Regions from separate parts of the Homo sapiens genome. Here region 1 is linked to region 2. A link is an interaction called in ENCODE POLR2A ChIA-PET data of the cell type or tissue named here. Cell type or tissue: K562. All regions are shown on one strand. Region 1 overlaps TBC1D7-LOC100130357 (TBC1D7-LOC100130357 readthrough). Region 2 overlaps PHACTR1 (phosphatase and actin regulator 1).

What was found. ChIA-PET counts read pairs that join two places held together with the same protein. Peaks named below come from ENCODE experiments on the same cell type or tissue, not always from the same donor. Only the 100,000 strongest peaks of a DNase experiment are listed, where the experiment ranks them.
Region 1: POLR2A ChIA-PET joins it to region 2 with 9 read pairs; 10 of 35 experiments call an interaction of 5 or more read pairs at or near these places.

Annotation. Positions count from the first base shown.
Region 1 is chr6:13,317,099-13,322,098 of GRCh38, reverse strand. TBC1D7-LOC100130357 (TBC1D7-LOC100130357 readthrough) reads left to right here. Exons shown (of 9, transcript NM_001318809.2): 4 at 1,004-1,191. It overlaps TBC1D7 (TBC1 domain family member 7), which reads left to right. Exons shown (of 8, transcript NM_016495.6): 4 at 1,004-1,191. Among named protein-coding and RNA genes, the nearest start is that of TBC1D7, 8.9 kb to the left of the region's middle. In K562, no CTCF peak of the experiment used is centred here; a DNase peak (open chromatin) is centred at 2,038.
Region 2 is chr6:13,232,526-13,237,525 of GRCh38, reverse strand. All of the region lies in intron 10 of PHACTR1 (phosphatase and actin regulator 1), which reads right to left. Among named protein-coding and RNA genes, the nearest start is that of TBC1D7, 94 kb to the left of the region's middle. In K562, no CTCF peak of the experiment used is centred here; no DNase peak of the experiment used is centred here.

The DNA of each region.
Region 1 (5,000 bases), 85 kb before region 2:
TGGCTAATTTTTTGTAGAGACAGGGTTTCCCAAATACCTTCACCCAGTTGCCCAGGCTGGTCTTGAACTTCTGGGCTCAAGTGATCTGCCTGCCTTGGCCTCTCAAAGTGCTGGGATTATAGGCGTTAGCCACCATACCTGGCCTAAAATGTTTTTCTTTATGGCAAAACTTAGTGCCATGAAAATTCATTGTCACCATTTCCCAAATCTGTTTGATGAGGGCATTTTTTTTTCTCTTGGGGTTAGCATTCTGTGGAGAAGCATTTGGTGAAATGCTTATCCCATTTCCTGCCTCTGGCAGGTGGGGAAAACAAGTGCCCAGAAAGACACATTTCAGAGTCCTAGTATTATCCAGTCCGAGGCTAGAACCCAGGATGGCTGGTCTGTCTAGTGGTCTTTCCACTGTGTTTCCTCAGAGCCATTTGTTTGTAAAAAAGATATGACACCATGTTTAAATGGGTTAAGGAGCTTAATATGTCATAGAAATGTCCTGTAAGGTGACCTCACCAATGAAGATTAAGGACTTTTGTGACCTGGAGGATAGGATACTTAGTGAGCAAGTTTTAACTGTTGGGGAAGAGAAGAATTCAATGGGCTGTTGGTGGTTCTGAGATGTAGGGGCCAAGTACAAAGACTAGGGTGAGACCTCTAGGAGCTAAAGGCAGCCTGAGGCTGCCATAAATTAAGTTAAACCATTGTTAGGATTGATGTGGTTGCTAATCTTGAATGTATGCGGCATACTTATTCAAGGGCTTTGCCAGTGTTGTTTCATTTCTCTCTCATATCAGTGATGCATCAGCACTCAAACATTGATAATATTTCACATTTAAGATTGTTTTATAGTGAGAATTTCTAAAAGAGATTCTACATGGTACTTGAATGTCTGCGTGAATTCTAGCCTAATTGTGTGGGTCGCTTCTCACGGCATCCTCTTTCATAGATGAGGGATTTGGAGTGATGGCTCAGTATTTTGTCCTTTTTTCGTTTTTCCTGTTCTCTCTAGGAATCTTGCCTCCACACCACGAGTCCCATGCCAAGGTGATGATGTATCGTAAGGAGCAGTACTTGGATGTCCTTCATGCCCTGAAAGTCGTTCGCTTTGTTAGTGATGCCACACCTCAGGCTGAAGTCTATCTCCGCATGTATCAGCTGGAGTCTGGGAAGTTACCTCGAAGTCCCTCTTTTCCACTGGTTAGTGGTCACTTTTGTCTGACACTAAGCTCAACTCTAGACCGTCCCATCTTGCCGGCCTTTGATTACATCATGTTTTGCCTTAAAAACTTTTGGTGGCTCCCTGTTGTTATTAGAATAAAAGTGACACATCTTTACTTGGCATTCATGGCCATGCACATTCTGACCCAACCTTCTTACTTTTTGTTTTTTTAAAATACGTTTTATTTTGAAGTAATTTCAAACTTCCAGAAAAGTTGCAAGAATACTACCAAGAATTTGCATATACCCTTTACCCAGATTCTCCAGTTGTTAACATTATGCAACTTTTTTCTACATCCAACATTATTTAAAAAGTTAAAAAATAAAAAATTGTAGGTGCTAAGTAGCTTTAAGCATCTGTTTTGCTTTGTGTGCATCTGTTTTGCTTTGTTGTTTTAAAACGTATTTTTTTAAACACATTTTTTTTTTCCTAAATCATTTGAGAGTAAGATGCAGACAGGATTCCCTATTACCTCAGATTCCTTCAGTGTACACTTCCTAAAGACAGGACACCCCTGTAGATAGCCATAGTACAGTCCTCAAAACTAAGACATTAACATTGATACAATATTAACGTAATCTACCAGCTCCATTTGAATTTCACCAATAATGCCTTCACAAATAATCAAACGGTCAAAGTTCTGGGTGAGGACTGGATCCTGGTTTAGGCATTGCACTGGGTTATCATATTGCTTTAGTCTCCTTTGACTTGGGACAGTTCTGTCTTTTTTTATCTTTCATGCCTTTGACATTTTTGAAGGGCATAATCAGATGCTTTGAAGAAAGCCCCTCCCTTTAGGTTTGTCTGGTGTTTCCTCCTGATTAGATTCAGGTTATTCATTTTTGGCAGGGATACCAAGTAGGTGATGCTGTGTCCTTCTCAGTGTCTCTTATCAGGAGGCACATAGTGTGAATTTGCCCCATAAGAGGTAGTGTTAACTTGGATCACTTGGCGAGGGTGCTGCCTGCTGGAGTTTTCCGCTGGAAAGTTTTTACTTTTCCCTTTGTAATTGCTATTTCTCTTTGTGGGGAGACACTTTAAAACTGCTATGTAAACATCCTATTCCTTATTAAACTTTTGCTCATGAGTATTCTCATTTGACGATTTCTAAAAAATTTTTATTTTTTAACTTTTTAAATAATGTTGGATGTAGAAAAAAGTTGCAAAAATAGTGCAGTGTTCTGAAATACCTTCACCCAGTGTCCTCAAATGTTACATCTCATACAACCGTAATGTAATGATCAAAACCGGAGAATCACAATACTGACAGCTACTCTGTAGGCCTCACTGGGATTTTGCTGATGTCCCACTGATGCTCTTCTTCTGATCCAAGATCCAGTTCCGGATCACACATTACATTTAGCTGCCACGTCTTAGTCTTTAATCTGGAAGAGTTCTTTTTTTTTTTTTTTTTTTCTTTTTTTTGAGACAGAGTTTTTCTCTTTTTGACCAGGCTGGAGTGCAGTGGTGCGATCTTGGCTCAACGCAACTTCTGCCTCCTGGGTTCAAGCAATTCTTGTGCCTCAGCCTCCAGAGTAGCTGGGATTACAGGTGCGCACCACCACTCCCGGCTAATTTTTGTATTTTTAGTAAAGATGGGATTTCTCCATGTTGGTCAGGCTGGTTTTGAACTCCCGACCTCAGGTGATTCACCTGCCTTGGCCTCCCAAAGTGCTGTGATTACTGGCGTGAGCCACTGTGCCTGGCCTGGAACAGTTCTTCAGTCTTTGTCTTTCATGACCTTGACACTTTTGAAGAGCCCTGGCCAGTAGAGCATTTCTCAATTTGGGTCTGTCTCATGTTTCTCCATGATTAAACTCTGGTCACGCATTATTGGCAGGAATATCACAGAAGTATGGGACTCATTACTGTGCTGCTAACTTTGATCACTTGGGTAAGATGGTGTCTGTGGAGTTTCTCCACTGTAAGGTTACTATTTTCCTCTTTGTAATTAATAAATAACTGTGGAGAAGTACTTTGAGACTTGTAAGTAGCCATCCACTAATGATTCTTGCCTGAACCAATTTTTACTATGCTGATTGCCAAATGGTGATCTAACTCCTTCATTCTTTCTGCATGTATTAGTTGGCATTCTTCTCTAAGGAAGAGTTTTCCCTTCTCCTTCTTTATTTATATCAGTATGAAATTAAAGTGTTATTTGTTTGGCTAAAACAGTGAATTGTTCAAATGGATTTGCTGGAACACTCCTATTTTACAAAATTTATTTTTATTGCAGATCTAATTTTTTTTGACGTTAATGATGAGGTATCCATGGACAAACCTTAGAGCTAATAAAGATCATTTATATTTCTTACGTTTATCGAGAGAGAAGGTCCCTAAAAAATAATTGGAATAATTTAAGCAATCATCTTTAAATTTCACTTATTGGCAAAGTGAAGTTGATAGTACTACACAAGTTCTTAAATTATATATCAAATTAAATTAGATTAGGAATTGAGATGACAGGGTATAGGTTCCGCCTCACCGCTACTCAGCTTGTCTGTGTTCCAAGCTGAGACACCTTTACTGCAGCCTCAGGCAGACGTGCTTCTGAGTGTGTGTTTTGGACTCTGCCATCCCACGTCTCCCAGTCATGATCCTCATTGTATTAGTCTGTTTTTGATTGCTTATAACAGAATACCTGAAATCGGATAATTTATTTTAAAAAGGAATTTATTTCTTACAATTCTAGAAGCTGGGAAGTCCAGGATTCAGGGGCTACATCTGGTGAAGGCCTTCTTGCTGATGACTCTCTGCAGGGTCCTGAGGTGGCACAGGCTATCACATGGTGAGGGGGCTGAACGTGCCAACGTGCTCACCCAGGACTCTCTTCCTCTTCTTAGGAAGCCACCAGTCCCGTTCCTGTGATAACCCATTAATCTATGAATTGACCCACTGATGAGGGCAGAGCCCTCATGATCCAGTCACCTCTTAAAGGCCCCACTTCTCAATACTGCCACAATGGGGATTAAATTTCAACATAAGTTTCGGAGGGGACAGATATTTGAACCGTAGCACCTACTTAGCGCCCACTCTGCCTCATTTTTTAATCCATTAATAAGAGGGTGCAGCAGTGCTCATCACAGGGCCAGGAAGGACGACATGGGTCCTCTTCCCTTGACCTGTCAGTGGTCAGGAGCAGTCAGTGATATGCCACCTTTCGGGGTGCCAAGCACAGTGCACAGAACTGCACGGGAGTCCAAGAAAGGAGATTTTCCTTTCCCTTTTCTTCCTACTTATTTTCCATTCTCCTTTGACACATTAATAAAATGTTTTGAGAAAACTTATTCCCTATGATTTAAATTATGTTTTTCTTGACATTTTATAGAATATTAACAAGTTGAAAGAAGGGCTTAGAATGAAATAATACATTAAAATAACAATTTTGATTTAAGTCGGTACTTTTTAAGGGAAAGTGTGATACTTCTTAGTTTCTTTTTAACATTAAAATCCTTCAGCTATTAAATCCTAGATGAAAATGTAAAGCTTTTTGTATATGATATGGTGTTTGAAAGCAGAAGAGGTTTTCAAATAAGGTCCCGGTTTTTCTAAGATTTCTCTGTTGAAATTTACCTGAGAGTTTACTTTCGCATTCTGAGTATTGACACAAGGTTTGAGAAATGCCATTCTTTTGATTCCTAAAATTCTGATTCTAGGAACATTTTAACTTTTGTACTGCTTAAGATAGAACAAAATTCTGAAGGTATGCGTGAATGCTTTGAAATAAAGCAAATGCTTTATTAGTCTTTTTGGAGCTCTTCAATATTTGCAAATTACTGTGCTGAAA
Region 2 (5,000 bases):
GCACACAGACTTCATGAATATACTATAAATAGAATAAACTACACCATCCAGGTCCAAGATTTAAAACAGGAGGCCCAGAACTGAGATGGAGTCATTGGGCTGAATTCAGTCCACAAATATATATTTTTGCCTATCTCATTTTTTTTTTAAAAGAGGGGTCTCATTCTGTTGCTCAGGCTGGAGTGCAGTGGCACAATTATAGCTCACTGCAGCCTCGACCTCCTGGGCTCAAGGGATCCTCCTACCTTAGCCTCCCAAGCAGCTGGGACTACAGGTGGACGCCATCATGCCCAGTTAATTTTTAAGAATTTGTTTTGTCAACATGGGGTCTGTGTTGTCCAGGCTGGTCTCAGACTCCTGGGCTCAAGTGATCCTTCTACTTTGGCCCCCCAAAGTGCTGGGATTATAGGCATGAGCCACTGTGCCAGTCCTATAAAGTCTAAAAAAATTGAAATTGTCATTTTAAAAATCCAGATTCTTTTTTTCAGAAGAGCTAACAAACTAGTCCTTCATTTTTGCAAAACAACAGGGGGTTGAAGCTGAACAGTGATGGCCTCTTGATGCAAGGGTGGACTTTTCATTTCGCCCCTGTTCCTAACACTCCCTATTCATCTCCTCACTGTCTGCTTCACTTCTGTGCAATATCTGTCTCTTCCCACATGCATTTGGGGTCATGGTCCCTTCTCTAGGTAAACCCACTTGAAACTTCTCCAAGGGTTATGGATTGAATTCTGTCTTCCTAAAACTTCTAGGTTGAAATCCTAATCCCAGTACCTCAGAATGTCCCCTTATTGAGACAGGGTCTTTACAGGGATAATCATGTTAAAATGAGGTCTTTAGGGTGGGGTAGTGGGCCCTAATCCAGCATAACTGGTGTCCTTATAGAAAGGGGAAATCTGAACACAGAGATACACACAGAGGGAGAGCATCATGCAGAGACGAAGGCAGAGATTGATGTGATGCATCCACAAGCCAAGGAAGACCAAAGATTCCCAGCAAACACGAGAGGCCGGGAGAGACGCCTGGAACAGATGCTCCCTCGCAGCCCTCAGAAGGAACCAACTCTGCTGACACCTGGATCTCAGACTTCCAGCCTCTAAAACTCCGAGACAATGCATTTCTGTTGTGTATGCCACTTGATTTGTGGGACTCTGTTATGGCAGCCCCAGCAAATGAATACACCAAGTAGCTTAAATAAAGTCAGTATCTTCCTTTGATCATTGGGAATAATCATAGGTGAGTGGTCTGCATTATTGGCTATGTCTAGCTTAGGAAAAGGACATCACAAGGAGAAATATTCTTTCCCAAACCAAGTGACCAGGCTTCCAAGAGCTTCTACATAGAGATGCATCCAACTAGAAGTGGGGAGTCTCCCTGCTCCAGCTCAGGTGATGAAAAAATTCTGGTCAACTCTGACTGCCAAAAAAAAAAAAATGCCCATAGTTCATTCCTGAGTAGGAGGGTGATATTTCAAGGGTGAAGGGATATTTTAGGGGAAGGAGTATGTCAGGGAGGTAGACAGCCCCAATCCTCATTTACTCCTGAGCTCACTTTAGATGATAAACTCCTGTGTATATGGTGAGGCACTTTCCATTTTATTTTTCTTTTGCAGGCTTTTTCTTTCATCTGGTCCAAACAACAAAGAGGGTATGGGTGGGGACAGAGGACCTCAGTTGGAGAGGACTGGGCCAGTCGATCCTCTGTTGGGTCTGAAGAGCTAGCCGTTCCCTAGGTGAGGTCCCAAGTAGACTGGCTGTTGTCTGACCACAAATAGGTCATGTTTTGGAGTCTTAGTCCCTTCCTTTAAAAATGAGTAGCCCTATCAACTTACTGAATGACTGACTTTTTATAGGATGTTTCAGAATCAAAAGCACAACTTGTTAGGCATTAGGTTACTCTTTAGTTCCAGAACACCCCATACCTAGTGATCTGAAGCTCCAACTTCTGGGGGTTTCACTTCACCAACCTGTCAGTGTCATAGGCTGGAAAGTGAGGAAGTGCCAGAGCATGCTGTCTCTGGCAGATCACGAGGTCGCCCTGACAGGGCACCCTAACTATGAACTTTGAGAAGCATGGCTCTGTGTCTAATTTTTTAATACTGATTTTTTGGAGTAGTATGTTCAATTATATTTCAAATAAACAAAATGGAGTCATGAGGGAACATTACTCTGGTGGGAATAAAAAGCTTGGCAAATGAACAGAACTAGAAGTAGATCTGATGGCTAAGATCCCATAGTCAGGGCACCTCCTAGTTCAGGATGCAGAATCCCAAGAGGAGATCTAGAGAGAATGCAGAATGGTTTTGCATGGGGCGGGGTAGGTGGGGTGAGGGATTGCCCTGAGGTCTCTGTGTGTCCACTGGAGATGAAAAGTGCTACTCATGTAGCACTGAGAAGTGACACTCAAACCAGTGGATTCTAAGAGAACTTCATCAATACGAATCTAAGCAAATGTCCCCATAGGTACCATTCCTTTATGTATAAGACACAGGTACTACTGCAGTGATACACCATGCGCATTACAATTCAGGCACAAATAACCATATTAAAAAGGATCATATGAAATGAATGTAAATAGAAGCTCTACAATTTTTGCCTGGCACCCCAGTGGATGGCATCATTCACCACCCCTTGGTCCTCTGTGCCATCCTGAAGTTCAAAGTCTGTATACATATGGAGGAGGAGCAACGTGAACCCTGTTGACCAATGTTCATGTCTCTGGGGCAGTCCACACGTCTCCAATGGCAGTGGACTGAAATAGTTATTTATTAAAAAATCCAGATGACTTGCTTATTGAGACTTAGTAGAGTCTGCCCAATAGCCTCAACAAGTGAACATTTTTGGAAGCACAGTAATTTTGGCATTTTTATGTAGAAACTCTGCCTTAATGCTGGGAGGTTCTGCAGAAGTTGACATCATTTTACTTGGTGTTTCTGTTTCCCATTCCTCACCCTCAATTTGGGATTATTCTTAGAATGCTACACATCGTGGTCTTTTTTTTTTTCTTATGTTATTGGAACTGTCAGGCTAAAATTATGTTTTCTATCTTGCTGACTCCATGAGGACCACAGACTTGGCCACATGCTTTTCAAAGAGCCTAAGATTTCCAGTACATTAATAGCCAGAGAATGCTGCAGCCTTGTAGCTTCAGAAATGCCAACTCTACAGCACATGTCTACATTCTTTTAGTTACTTTTTGTGATCATAAAGCACATATTTTGCACACAGTAATCAGATGACCTAGTCTAATGCCCTCAGGGCAAATGACTAGGGAATGAAAGAATCAGAGCCAGAACCCAAACTTCTACTCCAGAGTAGCTCGCTCTCTACCACAGTCACTTTTTGGTTCTTGGATTTCCCCTTCATTCTGCCCTGGCTTCAGGATGAATGGGTGGCTAGAAGCACAGAGTTGAGCTCTCAGTTCTAAAGGGAATAGTCCCTAAAACTCTTTGGGTCTGCATTAATGGCTGTGCTACCTCAAAAATGACCTTGAGGTATAGATATGGCCTATCTGCCTGATGTGCTGATCTCTGTACAACTTTGCCAATTTGCTAGGCATGCCTGACAGTCTGTCCTTTAGGTACAGTCCCTGCAATCTGGCTAGAGCTTCCAAGGGTCTTACCACAAAGAAAGAAACTCCCTAGTTGAAAGAGTGAAGGACAAAGTGGATTCAGAGGAAGGATGCAGGCCATCTCAATGGCTTGAATATGCTGCCTTCTCTACTTTGTCTTTCTGTCCCTAGTTGATGTGTCTTCTCCTGCTGGTAAGGTTTGGTTCTGTGTCCCCACCCAAATCTCACCTTGAATTCTAATCCCCATAATCCCCATGTGTCAAGGGCAGGACCAGGTGGAGGTAACTGAATCATGGGGGCAGTTTCCCTCATGCTGTTCTCATGATAATGAGTAGGTCTCACGAGATCTGATGGTTTTATAAGCATCTGGCATTTCCTCTGCTTGCACTCATTCTCTCTCCAGCCACCCTGTGAAGAGGTGCCTTCTGCCATGATTGTAAGTTTCCTGAGACCTCTCCAGCCATGGGAAACTGTGAGTCAATTAAACCTCTTTTCTTTATAAATTACCCAGTCTCAGGTATTTCTTCATAGCAGCAAACTGAATAATACACCTGCCATCCACCATAATGAAAGAGGGCTGGGAACAATGTATACTATGGTAAACCTTCAGTGGATGTCCTTATAAGGGGAAGAGTTGGGAAAGGGCTGATTTACCAGGATAAGATTTCAGATGCAGATAACTTCTTTCAGGGCATGGACGGTTTATGTCTCTTCCCACCTCTGGGTTTTGTGACTGCCTTTGCTAGCTAATCATGGTGGTGGCTTGTGGATATGTATTCAGGCAGGAGAGGCTGGGATTGTCTCCCTTTTTAGGAGTATGCTCTGGGGCAATGGTGCCCTTTTTTACTGTGTTAGTCTAAACCAGGTGCAAGGACCCCACAGTGAACAAGCAGGTGGCCAGCCTCACAGGCCGACTTCCTATGCTTCCCATCTCTCTCTCACACTTGGCACAGAAGAGGTCACTGGGGCAGCCAGATGCTCTGGCATCTCACTCCCATCTGCAGATAAATCTTCATTTGCCCCTCACATACCTGGGGCTCTCCTTGTACTGTAGCAGAGCTGGAGGAATGGGAAGTGAGGGGAAGGAGCTATAATAAAAGATCTGCTCCTTCTCTTTTTTCTGATTCCCTAGAGGATAATGTGTAAACTTGAACAAGCTGGGTCAGGAGTAGCCCAGAACCACACCCACCCACCCCAACCACCCTCAGAACCGAGATCTCGTTCTATGTAACCTGAGAGAGATTGGGGAAGCCAGGATCATTGTCTTCAAGTATGCTACAGCATGCCATGTTATGGGGGATGAGGGTGCAGAAAACACAGAATAAGACCAATGGGTGGGAGTGGCATGGACAGATTTCAGTTCAATATTGGAAGAATGTCTAAGAATAAGGCTCTCCAACAATGGGACAGGCTCTCTAGAGAGCTGTAAC